2 separate regions of the Homo sapiens genome follow, and region 2 is linked to region 1. Evidence: chromatin loops called from intact Hi-C (ENCODE). Cell type or tissue: GM12878. All regions are shown on one strand. Links, peaks and the distances in the headings refer to the core of each region. The heading gives the core; the rest is flanking DNA. Region 1 overlaps CUX1 (cut like homeobox 1). Region 2 overlaps CUX1 (cut like homeobox 1).

Evidence for each region. A loop is a pair of places that touch in the nucleus more often than their neighbours do. Peaks named below come from ENCODE experiments on the same cell type or tissue, not always from the same donor. Only the 100,000 strongest peaks of a DNase experiment are listed, where the experiment ranks them.
Region 2: a loop joins it to region 1, with 6 times the contacts of the local background. A loop is called at or near these places in 2 of 110 quality-filtered maps.

The regions. Positions count from the first base shown.
Region 1 is chr7:101,978,228-101,986,555 of GRCh38, reverse strand. The region is part of intron 2 of CUX1 (cut like homeobox 1); the gene reads right to left. Among named protein-coding and RNA genes, the nearest start is that of CUX1, 160 kb to the right of the region's middle. RefSeq lists enhancers at 1,115-1,274, 599-1,511, 4,535-4,644, 4,675-4,794, 7,322-7,963. In GM12878, for the core only: no CTCF peak of the experiment used is centred there; a DNase peak (open chromatin) is centred at 4,465; H3K4me3 peaks cover 284 bases; H3K27ac peaks cover 5,087 bases.
Region 2 is chr7:102,058,261-102,066,588 of GRCh38, reverse strand. All of the region lies in intron 3 of CUX1 (cut like homeobox 1), which reads right to left. Among named protein-coding and RNA genes, the nearest start is that of SH2B2, 220 kb to the left of the region's middle. RefSeq lists enhancers at 2,067-2,783, 4,077-4,376. In GM12878, for the core only: no CTCF peak of the experiment used is centred there; a DNase peak (open chromatin) is centred at 4,408; H3K27ac peaks cover 2,766 bases.

The DNA.
Region 1 (8,328 bases), core at 86-8,085:
GCCTGGGGAGCCTGCAACCCTCATCCTCCTTGGGAAGATTAAGTAAAAGGACACAGTGCCGCCTGTAATAGGCATTCAGGAAGGGCTGCCAGCTCTCTCTTAAGTGAGTCATGAGACGAACAGGTTTCTTATTCAATTAACTGAGAGCTCATTTCTGTAACATTTTCTTTCCTTATGGAAAAGAGCCTTGTATTCTAAATAAATACATATCTTGAAAACAAGCTCTTGGGTCACAGCCCAAAAAAGGAAAAACACTAAATTCCACACTCCTCTTAGGGGAGACAGACCTACTGATCTCACCGATGAAATGTGACAAAAATATGAAGATCCGACCCCAGTGCCTCGTTACCAATTCCATCTCTTGTTGTTAACACTTGTGCAAAATTACACCTTAAAACCAGGACCGGTTTCTATCTGTAAGCGTTCCTGAATTGTCTGTGAGGGGCTCTTTACAGTGGTGTTAAATTTCACCAGCTTAACAACTCCAGGCTTCTGACAGACAGATCTGGGGCAGCCCAGGTCCCCGCAGTCAGAAGCGGCAGGTCTCAAAGGCCAACAAAACAGAGACACTCTGGAAGGGTTCCTGTTTCAGGTACCTTGCTGCCATTGAAGCTGCGTTCCTTTAAAACCTTCTGGAAAGTAAATTTCTGCAACCTTAATGCACTGCCTGTCTAAAGAACCCCTGTGGGAACTCCCTCTGAAAAACAAGGAAGCTTTTGTAACGTCAAGAATCACACCACATCAATCTGCTTTGTAATTTTCGTTACACCATTACCTGGCAGACACTGACACCATACCCGGCACTGGGCTCAGTGTTGTGTTAGAGGGATGGTTTTACTGAATCCTCAAAACAGGGTGGTGGCTTTTGCTCTTATGCACATTTTACAGATGAGGAAACTGAGATGTGGGAATTTGGGAAACTTCCCCCAAAGTGGCCCAGCCACCTGGCTCCGGAGTCCAAGCTCTTAACCTCTCCACTGCAGGGCAACTGCAAAAATCTGGCAACAAGTCTCCACGGCATTCTCCTGGTTGTTCTAGGAAGATGTGGAGTTTGCAGCACGGCATGGTGTCAAACAGCCACATGCACAGCAGTCCTGCAGGCACTACCTTGCAGCTGCCACCATGATCGTGGACAGAACGCTCCTCTTGGCCCCAGGTACTGACACCATGCCAGGCTAGCTACATTTCCCCAGTTTCCCTGAACCCCCAGGGCCTGTCTGTGTCTCCCCCACAGGGCAGGAAACCCCTTCCTCCAGAGGCTGATCTCCCCGCACGACCCCCCTCTCCCGTCTGCAGAGCAGCTCAGAACCAAAGGTGAAAGTATCTGAAAGCCAAGACTATAGCGTGTATACACATAGCAATTTGTTACTGTGAGAAACCATCTGTTTCTCGGTATTACAATCCTCAGAGGGCAAATTATAGCTAGCGTTCAACATAAAACATCAATTTAAACCATCAACTATTCATAATTTCAATTCTTTATTGGAAACCAAGGACATAAATGTCAGGGAATAAAGCAATATTTCTTTTATTAACTATTCCATTCATCTGGCTATTAAATAAAACCAGGGCCCCAATAAATGGCAGGAGTCCTTGCCTGAGAGCCACACCAAATAGCTCTATAATTCTCAGACGTTTTAAAACAACGAAAACTGCATTATTTGAAAAGTTAGAAACTTTAATATATAATAAAATTAAGATTAATGCGATCTTAATACCTTGCAAAACTGTTTGCCATGCCCTCGTATTCATATATTTCTTCTTGCGCGGTTTATTTTTAACAGTGCTCATTTTGTACTGAGAACGTGCTGTTTTTTACGACTGAGTTTTGCGAACGCCAGCCACCTCCAGCATTTTTCACTGACATCTAGTTTTCCCAGGCTGATGTTCCCTCCCGACTGCCCATCTGCGCTTGTGCCAGGAGGGATGCCATCATCCAAGCACAACCCAGGGTGTGGGTGGCCTTCAGAGCTCAGTCCTGCAGGACTTGCACCCAACAGCTCGCCTGAGAGTGCAGGGCAGGTTCTCACTGCAAGCACTTTTTTTTTTTTTTTTTTTTGCCGGAGAACAATCTGAGCGTTCAAAAATGAAATCTACGAAGCACGGAAGAGAATATTTACACCGTCCTTTGTGTACTAGGCTGTATATCGAGGTTTTTATCTACATTGTCCCACGACAATCTTACAGGGTGGGTACACTTTACAGATCATCAGGATGCAAGTTTGGAAAGGTGAGTCAGCCACTGGTCCCATCCATAGGAGGCACACCCATGTGTTCAACAATGAGGAAATAAAGAGAAATAAAACATGGGCCCATATTCAATGCCTGACAGTCTAATAGCCATGATGGACACTGACACACTTTGGACATCTGTCCCCTAACACACACACACACACACACACACACATATATATATGTGTGTGTGTATATATATATATATATATATATATATATATATATATATATTTTTTTTTTTTTGGGGGGGGACAGAGTCTTGCTCTGTCACCCAGGCTGGAGTGCAGTGGTGCAGTCTCAGCTCTGTCACCCAGGCTGTAGTGCAGTGGCACAATCTCAGCTCACTGTAACCTCTGCCTCCCGGGTTCAAGCGATTTTCCTGCCTCAGCCTCCTGAGTAACTGAGATTACAGGTACATGCCACCACACCCGGCTAGTGTCCCCTCCAAATTTCATGTTGAAATGTGATCCCCAGTGTTGGAGGTGGGGCCTGGTGGGAGGTGTTTGGGCCATGAGGGCAGATTGCTCATGAATGGCTTGGTGCCCACCTCCTGGTAATGAGTGAATTCTTGCTCTGAGTTCTTGTGAGATCTGGTTGTTTAAAAGAGTCTGGGACCTCCCCCTTCTCACTCTCTCTCTCCCCATGTGATATGTCAAGTCCTCTTTGCCTTCCATCATGACTGGAAGCTTCCTGAGGCCTCACCAGCAGCAGATGCTGGCGTCATGCTTCTTGTACAACCTGCAGAACCATGGGCCAAGTAAACCTCTTTTCTTCATAAATTACTCAGCCTCGGGTATTTCTTTATAGCAATGCAAATGAACTAACAGACTCACACATAATTGTTCACTGCAGTCAGTGGCCATGGGCCCAGGGCACCCCAGGGTGGGCACAGAGGAAAAAAACTGAACCACCTCATGCCACCGAGGGAGGAACCACTGGTGGGAGGATGGGAGGGGTGTTAGAGAAGTTTCCTGGGGCTGGAGACCACACCTGGGCTGAGGTTTATGCAAATAGCTGCTTTTGTCTTTCTTTTTCTAAGAGGTTGTCACCCAAAGAATAATTATTTTATGGAGACCAAATATAACAGCATTAAAGAAAGATCTTATATTCAAAACACGTATATGCCCATCCCACATCCCCAGCAGAACTTTTTCTTTTGGTCACACAGCCAATGACATAAACATCTCCGTCCTTCTGAACAGCACTGGTGATTTTACATTTTAGTGGCTGTATAATATTCCTTCCTGTTGAGGTGGGCCGTCAGGAACTGTTGGGTGAATGAATGAATGACTAGTGCTTTCCTTAGGCACAGGACGTGGACACTCACAAAGCGCTTAGACCCACACCTCTGTGGGTGTCCTGACACCACCCAGAAAGGGGATTGATTAAAACTGTCCCTGTTGGGGAAGGAGAACATCACACACCGGGGCTTGTCATGGGGTGGGGGGAGGGGGGAGGGATAGCATTAGGAGATATACCTAATGTAAATGACGAGTTAATGGGTGCAGCACACCAACATGGTACATATATACATATGTAACAAACCTGCACGTTGTGCACATGTATCCTAGAACTTAAAGTATAATAAAAAAAAAAAAGTCCCTGTTGGCTCACACCTGTAATCCCAGCACTTTGAGAGGCCGAGGCAGGCAGATCGTTTCAGGCCAGGAGTTCAAGACCAGCCTAACCAACATGGTGAAACCTCATCTCTGCTAAAAATACAAAAATTAGCCGGGCATGGTGGCCCGCATCTGTAATCCCAGCTACTCAGGAGGCTGAGGCATGAGAATCACCTAAGCCTGGGAGGCAGAGGTTGCAGTAAGCCAAGATCACAACACAGTACTCCAGCCTGGGCGACAGAGCAAGACTCCATCTCAAACAAAAAAGAAAAAAAGAAAAAAAAAAGAAATTTAAAAACTGTCCCTGTTTTGCAGGTGAGGAAATTCAGGAGACCCAGTGACTTGTCCTCCTGTCTCTTGCACTAATTCTAAAGCTGCTGCCCTAGCTCCTGGCCTTCCCTACCAGCTCATAACACCTTGGTGAGAAAAACGAGGCAGCAGGGCACACTCAACTTTTCTCACTTACAGTGGAAGATGTCAGCAGTCACAGCTATGGAGGAAGAGAAAGCTCTCAGGGGAAACTACTTTTTACTGCTATGTTATTGGTCAGGGCTGAGTCATACATTTCAGCCTGCAATGCAGGTAGAGGGAAACTCTAGCAATCAACAGGCAAGAAAATACCTGCCAAGATCGACTTGGACAACCTCATGGGTTTGGTTTTCTTTCTTCCCTTTTCTGCTTGCTTATTTTAGGCCATCTTGGTGAATACAGAAAGCAACAGTTAATTTTCCCTCCCACTTATGTGGCTGAGCGAAACCTCCCTGGTTTTATTAGAGTCAAGACTTGAAACCTGGCCAGGTGCGGTGGCTCACGCCTGTAATCCCAGCACTTTGGGAGGCCAAGGCGGCAGATCACTTGAGGTCAAGAGTTCAAAACCAGCCTGGCCAACATGGTGAAACCCCGTTTCTTCTAAAAATACAAACATTAGCTGGGCGTGGTGGTGCTTGCCTGTAATCCCAGCTACTCAGGAGACGGAGGCAGGAGAATCGCCTGAACCAGGGAGGCGGAGGTTGCAGAGCCGAGATCGCACTGCTGTACTCCAGCCTGGGCGACAGAGCGAGACTCCGTCTCAAAAAAAAAAAAAGACTTTAAACTTCAGAGCCTCTGACATTTGCATTCACGATTCAAACACCACTGGGGAATGCCTGGGATATCATTTTAATAAGCACATTATCTGTAAAAGAGAGTGGCTAAGACTCACATTGCCAGCCTGGGAATGGCTGGCCACTCTCTGTGGCCACCAATTGGCTATTCCACGTAGCCCAGGCCACACTGAGTGCCCTGAACTGAGATTTATCATTCACTCTACAAATAATTTCAGTACCTGCTACATGCCAGCCACTCTTTCATTCACAAAAAAGAAGACATGTTTTTGAATTCAGGCAACTTACATCCTCATGCGGCAAGACAAGTAAGAAACAAACACATACTATGTCAGGAGAGAGGAACTGTGGTAGAAAACGTCCTGCAAGGGAAAGTGAGGCGTGTGTATAGGTTGGGGGAGGAGGGGGCCGGGGACACAGTACTGGCTCAGGATTCACAAAACGGGGGGTATTCATGTCAGGACCTCTCCCTGTTCAGGAGCTATGCCAAAAGAGGCCTCTCCCTAGGTCATCTCCCTAGGCAAGCCTGATGTCCACAAATTCATTTTTCCATTTATTATTTTTGCAATTAATTGCAAAAACCACAATGACTTTTGCACCAAACTAAATATTGCCTGAAATTTCCAAAGACGCAGCATGTGACTCGGTAGCTAAAGGGGGAAAGAGCATCCCTAGAGTTAAGTTCCCAGGACATTGAACTCAAAGGCCAGATTCAGAGAGAGGAGTCAGGAAGCGCAGGTGCTGTGTTCGGGAGAAAGTCCCACGGGGTGTGGGGCACTGTGGCTTCCAGGTACATCCGTGCGGACGGCGGGCTGGTTCTCGGGGCCTTCAGGAGCCCTGTTCTTGGGCCGGGGGTCACAGAGTTAGGAGACGGCTGGCTGGCTGAACAGTTACAAGCTGGCCTAGAGCAGAAGAAGGTGGTTTATGTCACCGCACTCTCCCCTGAGTCAGAAGCGGGAGAGGTGTCTCCAGGGTCTGCCTGAGTGAGAACCAATCTGCCACCTACTTTGGATTGTGTCATTTTTCACTCAAGTGCCAGGTAGAGAACTGGTCAGATTCTTCAAAATGAAGATTTTTATTGTTTTAATTGGAAACAGGGTCTCCCTCTGTCGCCCAGGCTGGACTGCAGTGACACAATCACAGCTGACTGCAGCCTCGACCTCTCGGGTGGAGCAATCCTCCCACCTCAGCTTCCCCAGTAGCTGGGACCACAGGTGCATGCCACCATGCTCAGCTACTTTTTAAACATTTTTTTTGGAGAAACAGGGTCTTGCTATGTTGCCCAGGCTGGTCTCGAACTCCTGGGCTCAAGCAATCCTCCCACTTTGGCCTCCCAAAGTGCTGGGATTCCAGGTGTGAGCCCCCACACCCAGCCTGAAGGTTCTTCTTCTGTAAGATCCTGAGTAGTGGCATCACTGCCCTGGGGACCCTCTGTTGAGAATAATATTCATCACAACCTCCCTGGCCCAGAATGACACTGCAGGGCACTGCTCCCTAAGCCCGGTGCTGGCTGGGAGCCCTTCCAGAAACAGCTCAAGGGTAGGGCCCCGCTCTCCGCACTCTGTCACCCAGCCCTGGGCCTGTACTCATACTCACAGCGCTGGAAACAAAGTTCCTGAATAACAGACGAAGAAATAAAACACCCAGCCGGACACGGTGGCTCACGCCTGTAATCCCAGCACTTTGGGAGGCCAAGGCGGGTGGATCACCTAAGGTCAGGAGTTCGTGACCAGCCTGGCCTGTTAACATGGTAAAACCCTATCTCTATTAAAAATACAAAAATTAGCTGGGCATGGTGGTGGGCACCTGTAGTGCCAGCTACTCGGGAGGCTGAGGCATGAGAATTGCTTGAACTCAGGAGGTGGAGGTTGCAGTGAACCGACATTGTGCTACTACACTCCAGCCTGGATGACAGAGCAAGACTCCGTCTCAAAAAAAAAAGAAAAAAGAAAGAAAACACCTGAGCCCTGCCAAGGGGGAGCTGTCTTCCCCAAACCAACAAACCTCCTAAAGATAGCTGGGAGCCCATCCTACCAGCTCTGATTTGGGGCTGGTTTGTGAGTTACTGTTAGGAGTAAGTCCCTAGAAGTGATAAAAGATAAATCAACCCAACGTTTGATTTATAAGATATATCAGACTGATAACTAGTGACAATGTTAATCTAATTACAATTCAAAAATCTCATCACATCCATTTTCCATGCTATTTCATTAACTTGGGCTTTTGCCAACAATTCAACATTTTAAGCGTGACCGAATTCACGCTTCATTCCTTCGGTGTGGGTGATGACCTGCTCCAGGGTGAGGGTCTCAGAGCCCCTCTTCCACCCAGTGGCCCATATGCCGGCCCTAGGGAGCCCTTTTTCTAGCCCACAATCCTTTCCCAGCATCACAGTCTAGAGCACCTCCATCTCCTGGTACTCACCTCCTGGAAGGTTTTCTGAGTGGTCAACATGTTCCCGAGAGCCTACATCTGCACTGCTTGCCCAGGATTTCTGCTTCTTGCTCATTAAATGGACACTCTTGGCTTTAAAGGTAGGGCAGGCACCAGGCGGTTAACACCAGGCAGCGCCCCTCTGGCCCCAGTAATTTGTGACCACTGGTCATTATGCTTCCCACATAGAATCCAGCCAGCCCATCAACAGATGTTTACTGTGCACCTATGATACCCCGGGCTCTGTGCCTGGGGCTGGACGTACGCCGTGAAGTGGCCTGAAAGTGCTCTCATGGGAATGGCATTCTAGGAGGGAAAGGTAGACAGAGATGGAAATGACACACCAGGCAATGTGTGACAGGAAGAGCACAAGTAGCTGGAATTCCGGGTGAGCCAGGTGGAAGAAAGTGGAAGAAGCCACGGGGCGCAGAGGAGGAGGACAGAGGCTAGGCAGGTTCAAGGGTGAAGACCGGGGCTAGAGGGGCCGTGGCCCAGCCAGTGAGGGCGACGTGGGGTCACAGAATGTGGAAGGTTGGATGGAAAGACATCAGAGGGTCTAGCAGGGAGACGGAAAGATCTGAACTGCATTCGTTAGAAATAAAACTGAGGCCGCTGGGGAAAGAGAATGGACAGAAGGCAGCCAAGAACGGAAGTGGTGGTGGGGTGGCCATGACAGTGGCTTGGGCCAAGGTGACAGCGTGTAGCTGGGAGCCCAGGTGTATCCAGGAGGAAGGACGGGCTTGCTGGTGGACCAGGCATGTCGGGGGAGAGGAGGGGGAGCCCCAGGGCACACCTAGGTTTTAGCCTGAGCAGCCCCTGGGTGGTGACGCCATTTCCCGAGGTGACAGGGGGACTGGGATTGGTGGTGCAGGCGGTGTGTGTGGGAGGGGTCAACAGTTCTCTTTTGAAGCCATGTGAAGCCGGAGATGTCTTTCCAA
Region 2 (8,328 bases), core at 176-8,175, 80 kb before region 1:
TTCCGACTCAGGGTACCGGGTGGCTGCGTCTCCTGGAGGCAAGGGCTGGGATCTGGAAGGATCCTGAACTCTGTCCTCCTGTCTCCTGTTTGGGTTATTCCCCAGGATGTGGGGTTTGGTAATTTGCACGGCACACTTCGGGGCTATAATGGGTTGAATTGTGTCTCTTGAAAGATGATGAAGTCCTGACCCCCAATACCTGTGAAGGTGACCTTATTTGGAGCTAGGGTCTCTGCAGGTGATCAAGGTAAGGCAAGGTCATTAGCCTGGGCCCTCGTCCAGTTGGATCCAATAAGGAGGAGAAACCTGGACACAGAAACAGACATGTAGACAGGTAGGATGTCACAGAGCGATGAAGGAGAGACTGGGCTGATGATCTACAAAGAAGAAGATGACCAGGAAACCACCAGAAGCTGGGACAGGGACACAGTAGATTCTCCCCTACAGCCAGCAGAAGGAACCAGCCCCGTGGACATCGGGGTTTTAAAACCACTCCACTGAGCCGGGCGTGGTGGCTGACACATGTAATCCCAGCACTTTGGGAGGCCAAGGCAGGTGGATCACAAGGTCAGGAGATGCAGACCAGCCTGGTCAACATGGTGAAACCCTGTCTCTACTAAAAATACAAAAATTAGCTGGGCATGGTGGCAGGCGCCTGTAATGCCAGCTACTCAGGAGGCTGAGACAGGAGAATTGCTTGAACCCAGGAGGCGGAGGTTGCAGTGAGCCGAGATCACGCCACTGCACTCCAGCCTGGCGACAGAGCGAGACTCCATCTCAGAACAAAACAAAAAAAAAACCACTCCACGTGTATCCATGTCATTTTATCTAAACCGGCATAAAAACCAAAAACCCCAGTGTTCCTCCACTCATCAGAGCTGTATCACAGGGACCAAGACTCTCAGTCCTCTCCCCGTGCCCTCTTCCACTAACACAGGGAAATTCCAGCCCAGTCCTGAGGAACACGGTCAGGCCGATGAGTTTAATGAATTCAGTATGCAAATGGACCATGAGGTTTCTTAAAAGAGATGACTTAAAAGATCCTTTTCTAAATGATAAAGTCCCCTCCGCTCCGCAGACAAGAATGGGCCTCAAGGCTGGGCGCAGTGGCTCAGGCCTGTAATCCCAACAATTTAGGAAATGGAGGCAGGAGTTCAAGACCAGCCTGGGCAGCAGAGTGAGACCCTATCTCTACCAAAAATAAAAATTAGCTGGGCATGGTGGCATGCACCTGTAATCCCAGCACTTTGGGAAACTGAGGTGGGAGGAGGGCTTGAGCCTAGGAATTCAAGACCAGCTTGGGCAGCATAGTGAGACCCTATCTCTACAAAAAAATACAAATTAGACAGGCACGGTGGTACACGCCTGTAGTCCCAGCTCCTCGGAGGCTGAGGTGGGAGGATCGCTTGGGCCCAGGGGTTCAAGGCTGGAGTGAGCTATGATTGAGCCACTGCACTCCAGCCTGGATGACCAAGTGAGACCCTGTCTTAAAAAAAAACAACCAGAATGACCCTGAAGTTGGAGTTTAGTCCATCCTCCCTCTGCAGCTCACCCAGTCTGTGGTAGGTTGTCCCTTTGTGTGACTTCCCTGCTGCAGCCAGTGACTTCCTAGTTCCGTGCTTTGCTTACTTGGAACACCCTTCGCTAACCTCTCCGTCCACTCAAAACCTATCTATGCTGCAAGACCCAATGCACACATCACTTCCTCCAGACCTCGAGCTGGGTTCCTGGGCTGTTCTGAGTCTAGAGGGAGGGAGGGAGCCTGGGCTTTGACTGCCAGCCCCACCTCCTCTGCACGAGGAGGGGACAGCAGCAGCCTCCAGGGCCTGGACGAGTCACTGACCTACCCTGGCAAGGGCCCCAGTACCAGACACAACACAGTGACTCTGCCACACAGAACAGCTTCCCCCCAGGTGTCCACATGGCTACCAGCCAGGAAGAGCATCCGTGGGAGGGAGGGAGGAAGGGACAGTGTCCTGCTCACCTTCATGCCCCCCACACACCCGCCTGACTCCCTGCAGGGAGCTCAGCCCATCCACTGCATGCCTTGGAGGTACAAGCCAAGGCTTGGTAACACAGCTCCCTCTGAGAAGGGGAGGGATCTGTGAATGAGCAAACGTCTAAGGTGAGGTCTTAAGGCAAGAATTGCTGAAGAGAGAATCCTAGGCTAGAATTCCAGCTACCTCGTGCCTGCCTGCACGTTAGCTTGAGGTAGGTACCGTGCCCTTAAAACCATTTAGAGCCGGCACCGTTGCTCATGCCTGTAATCCCAGCACTTTGGGAGGCCAAGGTGGGAGAGTCGCTTGAGCCCAGGAGTTCAAGACCAACCTGGGCAACACAGCAAAACTCCGTTTCACACACACTCTCACACAGACACAAAACTATTTGGAAGAAGCTAAACCAGGACGGATCTAGAGACGGTTAGACACTGGCCTGCAGCCTTGGGTAAAACCTGTCCTGCTCTGAGGGATCAGCCTCTTTTTCAGGCTCACCTCCTGCCATGCCTCACACTCCTGCCACACCCAGTCACTCCCAGTTCCCAGAACACATGAGCAATTTCCCCTCCGCCTGGAAGGCGCCTCCCAGGAATGCTACCCTGATCTGCAGGCTCAGAGCAGCTCCATCTCCCAGCCGCGGCCCCTCCCACCACCACCTGGGGCTGTCCTGGAGTTCTAGGATGACAGATAAGGCTGCCTGACTCAGGGATACTGAATTCCTGGAAAACTAAGCTGTAGCATCAACTGTTTTTCCTCCCGACCACGGGCACGCAGTGGGTGTTTAATATGCTTTTAATATCTTCCGCAATGGCCAACTGCATGGTCTGCAGATGTGACCCAAGGGTTCAGGAATCCAGGTTTAAATATTTATGAAAATGCTCAATATGTAAAGGGTTCTTGACAAGGCACGGTGGCTCACGCCTGTAATCCCAGCACTTTGGGAGGCCAAGGTGGGTGGATCACTTGAGGTCAGGAGTTCGAGACCAGCCTGGCCAACATGGTGAAACCTCGTCTCTCTTGACTAAAACTATAAAAATTAGCTGGGTGTGGTGGCAGGCGCCTGTAATTCCAGCTACTTGGGAGGCTGAGGCAGGAGAATGGCGTGAACTCGGGAGGCCGCGCTTGCAGTGAGCCAAGATCGTGCCATTGCACTTCAGCCTGGGCGACAGAGTGAGACTCCGTCTCAAAAAAAAAAAAAAAAAAAAAAAGAAAAGGAAATACTTAATATGTAAAGAGTTCTCTGTGTAGTAAGCATCTGTTTTGTGTGCTGTGAGATGATGACAGCCACTTGGCTGGCAGTAGCTCCTGGGAGGTGTCTTTCTCCACTGTACACACCCAACAGCGCTCTCCAGCTGTCTTCCTGCAGTGACCCGCACATCTGCACTAATGGCCGCTACTGGATTCCACGGTTATGTTTTCAGCAACATCACTTTCATAAGGCTGAGTTTTTTTTTTTTTAATGTAGTGTTACATTTATTTATTTATTTAGAGACGGAATCTCGCTCTGTCACCCAGGCTGGAGTGCAATGGTGCGATCTTGGCTCACTGCAACCTCCCCGCCCAGGTTCAAGAGATTCTTCTGTATCAGCTTCCCGAGTAGCTGGGATTACAGGTGCCTGCCACCATGCCCAGCTAATTTTCGTATTTTTAATAGAGACGGGGTTTCTCCATGTTGGCCAGGCTGGTCTTGAACTCCCGACCTCAGGTGATCCGCCCGCCTCGGCCTCCCAAAGTGCTGGGATTACAGGCATGAGCCACCGCACCCGGCTAAGTGTTACATTTAAAGACAAATGTGTAGTGCAGTGGCTCACGCCTATAATCCCAGCACTTTGGGAGGCCAAGGTGGGAGGATCGTTTGAGTGCAGGAGTTCGAGATCAACCTGGGCAGTGTAGCAAGATCCTGTCTCTACAAAAAATAAAAAATTGGCTGGGTGGGTGTGGTGGTGTATGCCTGTGGTCCCACCTCTTTGGGAGGATCCCTTGAGCTCAGGAGGTCAAGGCTCCAATGAGCTATGATTGCACCACTGCACTCCAGCCTGGGTGACAGTGAGACCCTGTCTCAAATAAAATAAGAGAAAGACAAATGTCTATAGGAAGGTATTTTAATCTAGCTCTCAATCAGTATCCGCTTATGATAGTATAAAAACTCAGTCTAGGTTTAGAAAACAAGTTTCATAGAAATCCACCAGATCTCTGAGATATGGAAGGGGTGAGAAAGTGCCCAACCATGTGAGTGCCAGCACGGCTGTGCTGTGGGTTCCCGGAGTCACATGGAATATGCTGCTGCCGCTCCCAACTACCATCTAGGCTCCCTGGAGGAGGCGTCACACATCGCTGCCCACTGCCACGTGACTTGTGGTGTAACAGCAACTTCCCCCTGGGTGCTTTCCCTCCTCAGTGATGTCAGGCATAGCCACACGAAATGCTTTGGCCAATGGTATGTAAGTGATGGTGTCTTATCTGAGCATTAAGATTTAAGAGCCAGTGTGCTCCCTCCCTCTGCTGCAAGGACCTTATAGGACCTACTTCCTCCACTGAGATCCTAGAATGAGGACCACCCACGGGGCTGGGGCACAGTCACAGCCAGCCCTAGTCAACATGACACATGAACAAGAAATGATCTTTGGTTGCCACAGGCCACTGAGATTTGTAGCAGTTTGTTTGTTACTGCAGCATAATCTAGTAAAAGCTGATGGTTACAGATCTCACGAGTTGGCCATATCTCTAAGAGAGTAACATACAGTGCCGGGCACAGTGGCTCACTCCTGAGCTCAAGTGATCTACCCGCCTCAGCCTTCCGAAGTGCTGGGATTACAGGCATGAGCCACTGTGACCGGCCAAGAAGTGCTGTGTATTTTGAAATAAAAAAGGCTCATCTCTCCACTGCACCACAGGGGCCTGGCCATGCCCATGTGGTAGGCAAGTCCACGCCACACACAGCCAAGGGCCTGGGCATGCTGTTGGCACATGAGGGTTTGATTTCCAGCTCCAACATAAAACAGGTGCTCTGCCTGAACCATTGAATTAACCTCTCTGGGCCTCAGTTTTTTCATCTGCAAAGTGGGGAGATACATCTTGGTTGCTGTCAAGATCAAAGCCGTGGCAGCCCTTGGAAAACAGTGAAGGAACCGCCGTCTCACCAGCTTCATTTCTCAGACGCAGAAACCCACCAAGTTACTTGGACCCTGGCTCCTGGCCCCTCCTAGGGATATGATAACATCCAGCATTGCGCACTGGGGCTGGGGGCCACATGGTCAATGGAAAGAGTGTGTGGTTTGATCAAAAGACAGACTTGGGTTTGAATCCTAGTTCCAGCACACACTGGCTGGGTGACCGGGAGGCAGGTTACTTAAATGCTGAAGTCTTTGGCTGGGCACAGTGACTCACGCCTGTAAATCCCAGCACTTTGGGAGGCCAAAGCAGATGGATCACCTGAGGTCAGGAGTTCGAGACCAGCCTGGCCAACATGGTGAAACCTGTCTCTATTGAAAATACAAAAATTAGCCAGGCATGGTGGTGGACACCTGTAATCCCAGCTACTGGGGAGGCTGGGGCAGGAGAATCACTGGAACCCTGGAGGCGGAGGTTGCAGTGAGCTGAGATCATGCCACTGCACTCTAGCCTGGGCTAGAGTGAGACACAGTGAGAGTCTGTCTCCAAAAAAAAAAAAAAAAAAAAAAGGCCAGGCGCGGTGGTTCACACCTGTAATCGCAGTGCTTTTGGAGGCTGAGGTGGGCAGATCACAAGGTCAGGAATTCAAGACCAGCCTGGCCAACATGGTGAAACCCCATCTCTACTAAAAATACAAAAAATCAGCCAGGTGTGGTGGCAGGCACCTGTAATCCCAGCTATTTGGGAGGCTGAGGCAGGAGAATTGCTTGAACCCAGAAGGTGGAGGTTGCAGTGACCCAAGACCATGCCACTGCACTCCAGGACTGGGCAGCAAAGTGTGTGTGTGTGTGTGTGTGTGTGTGTGTGTGTGTTTATTTGTGTGTGTGTATATATATATATGTATATATGTGTGTGTGTATATATATACTGAAGCCTTGATCTCTTCGTCCATTAAGTGAGGGTAGTAACTCCCTCCTTGTTGAGCTGTTGTGATTATAAATGTGGGAACCTCCTACATTAAGTATCTGACACCATCTGGATAGAAACCGGGTCAACAGCACTAACCTTCGCTAATAAATCCAAAGTCAGCACCTTTCTTTCCACCACACCATAGGTTATTCCCCGTCGTGATCAAATCAAGCAGGAAGCCAAGATGTGGAAAGTCCTGGAGGACCAGGACCCTAAGCAACATTTTTTTTTTTTGAGACAGAGTCTCGCTCTGTCTCCCAGGCTGGAGTGCAGTGGTGTGATCTCGGCTCACTGCAAGCTCCGCCTCCCAGGTTCACACCATTCTCCCGCCTGAGCCTCCCAAGTAGCTAGGACTACAGGCGCCCACTACCACGCCCAGCTACTTTTTTTGTATTTTTTTAGTAAAGACAGGGTTTCACCATGTTAGCCAGGATGGTCTCGATCCCCTGACCTCATGATCCGCCCACCTCGGCCTCCCAAAGTGCTGGGATTACAGGCGTGAGCCACTGCGCCTGGCCCCTAAGCAACATTTAAGACCACAGTGAAGACGGCATATTCAAGAACAATCCACTAGCCTCTATGCCCTGGGAGTTTACAAGCTAATGATTTAGAAATAAACACAGGCCATTAAAAGAATTTTCAAATCGATGAGCTCTGTCGGACTATAGGACAATAAAAATCAACAAAACTGCAGGGATATGATAGGGTAGTTTTGTCTCACTCGAAGTCTGGCTGTAGAATGTTTTCAAGAGCAAAGCATGGTTTGAAGGGCCACATTAAACACTAGAAGTCAGCTAAGACTGAGTCGGATGCTGTCCAAAACAGACACGTACGCAGGCCAAATCTTGAGGGTTTTAAATTTTTTTTTTTTTTTTTTTTTGAGATGAAGTCTCACTCTGTCACTCAGGCTGGAGTGAGGTGGCACGATCTCAGCTCACTGCAACCTCCACCTCCCGGGTTCAAGTGATTCTCCTGCCTTAGCCTCCCGAGTAGCTGGGACTACAGGCACCTGCCACCACGCCCAGCTAATTTTTGTATTTTTAGTAGATGGGGTTTCACCACGTTGGCCAGGCTGGTCTCGAACTCCTGACCTCAAGTGATCCACCCGCCTTGGCCTCCCAAAGTGCTGGGATTACAGGTGTGAGCCACTGTACCCGGTCCCACTTAGTAAAGTTTCTAAGAGGAAAACTAGAGAGGCCCCGAAGAAGCCGCTGGCTTGGAGAAAGGGTGTGGGATCCATAGAGGAGATTTGTGGCAGGGGACAGCACAAGATTAAAAGCCAAGATGATAAAAACAGCAACAAGCATCTCTATTCTCCTTGAGTTTACAAAGCCCTTCCAAGTACATCTGCCATTCTGGCTGTCAACATCTATCTGAAAGGCTGTCTTGGGGAAGAAAGATTAGCTGTCTTCTCTCTCCCCACAGTGCAAAACCAGCATGAGCAGGTAAATGCTCCAGGACAGCAGATCACAGCTTAGACAACAGGGAAACCTGCCTGCAGCAGGCTCTTCAGAGGAAGGAGGTGCTGGCTGCTTGCTCACCCCCGCTTCACTTCTTCCTTCATTCTGTCAATAAAGTCATTTAAGGAGGCTAAGATGTGCTAGGCTATGTTCTATTCCAGCCTATGGGAGACACAGATTCCTACTGCTGCTCCCAAAAAGTTTAAGATGGGGTAATGCTCCCCTCTCCTACCTCCCTCGGGTAAATCCCGGTGGGGGAGTGGGGCAGGCTTCCTAGGGGATAAATGCCTACCTGAGATTTTCACATCACCATTGTTGTGAGTAGATAATATATGTGTACAATAAAAAAATTGTAGATGTATAAAAACATACACATTCAGCAAGACTTTCACAATGCAAGATCAATATACGGGTATACCTCAAAGATAATGCAGGTTTGGTTCCAGACCACCATAAGAAAGTAAAAACAGACCAGGTACGGTGGCTCACACTTGTAATCCTAGCACTTTGGGAGGCTGAGAAAGGCAGATCACCTGAGGTCAGGAGTTTGAGACCAGCCTGGCCACCATCGTGAAACCCTGTCTCTACTAAAAATACAAAAAAAAAAAAATTAGCCAGGTGTAGTGGCACATGCCTGCTAATTCCAGCTACTCGGGAGGCTGAGGCATGAGAATCGCTTGAACCCTGGAGGTGGAGGTTGCAGTGAGCCGAGATTGTGCCACTGTACTCCAGCCTGAGTGACGGAGACTGTCTCAAAAATAGAACAAAAAAGGCAAATATGACAAAAAGAG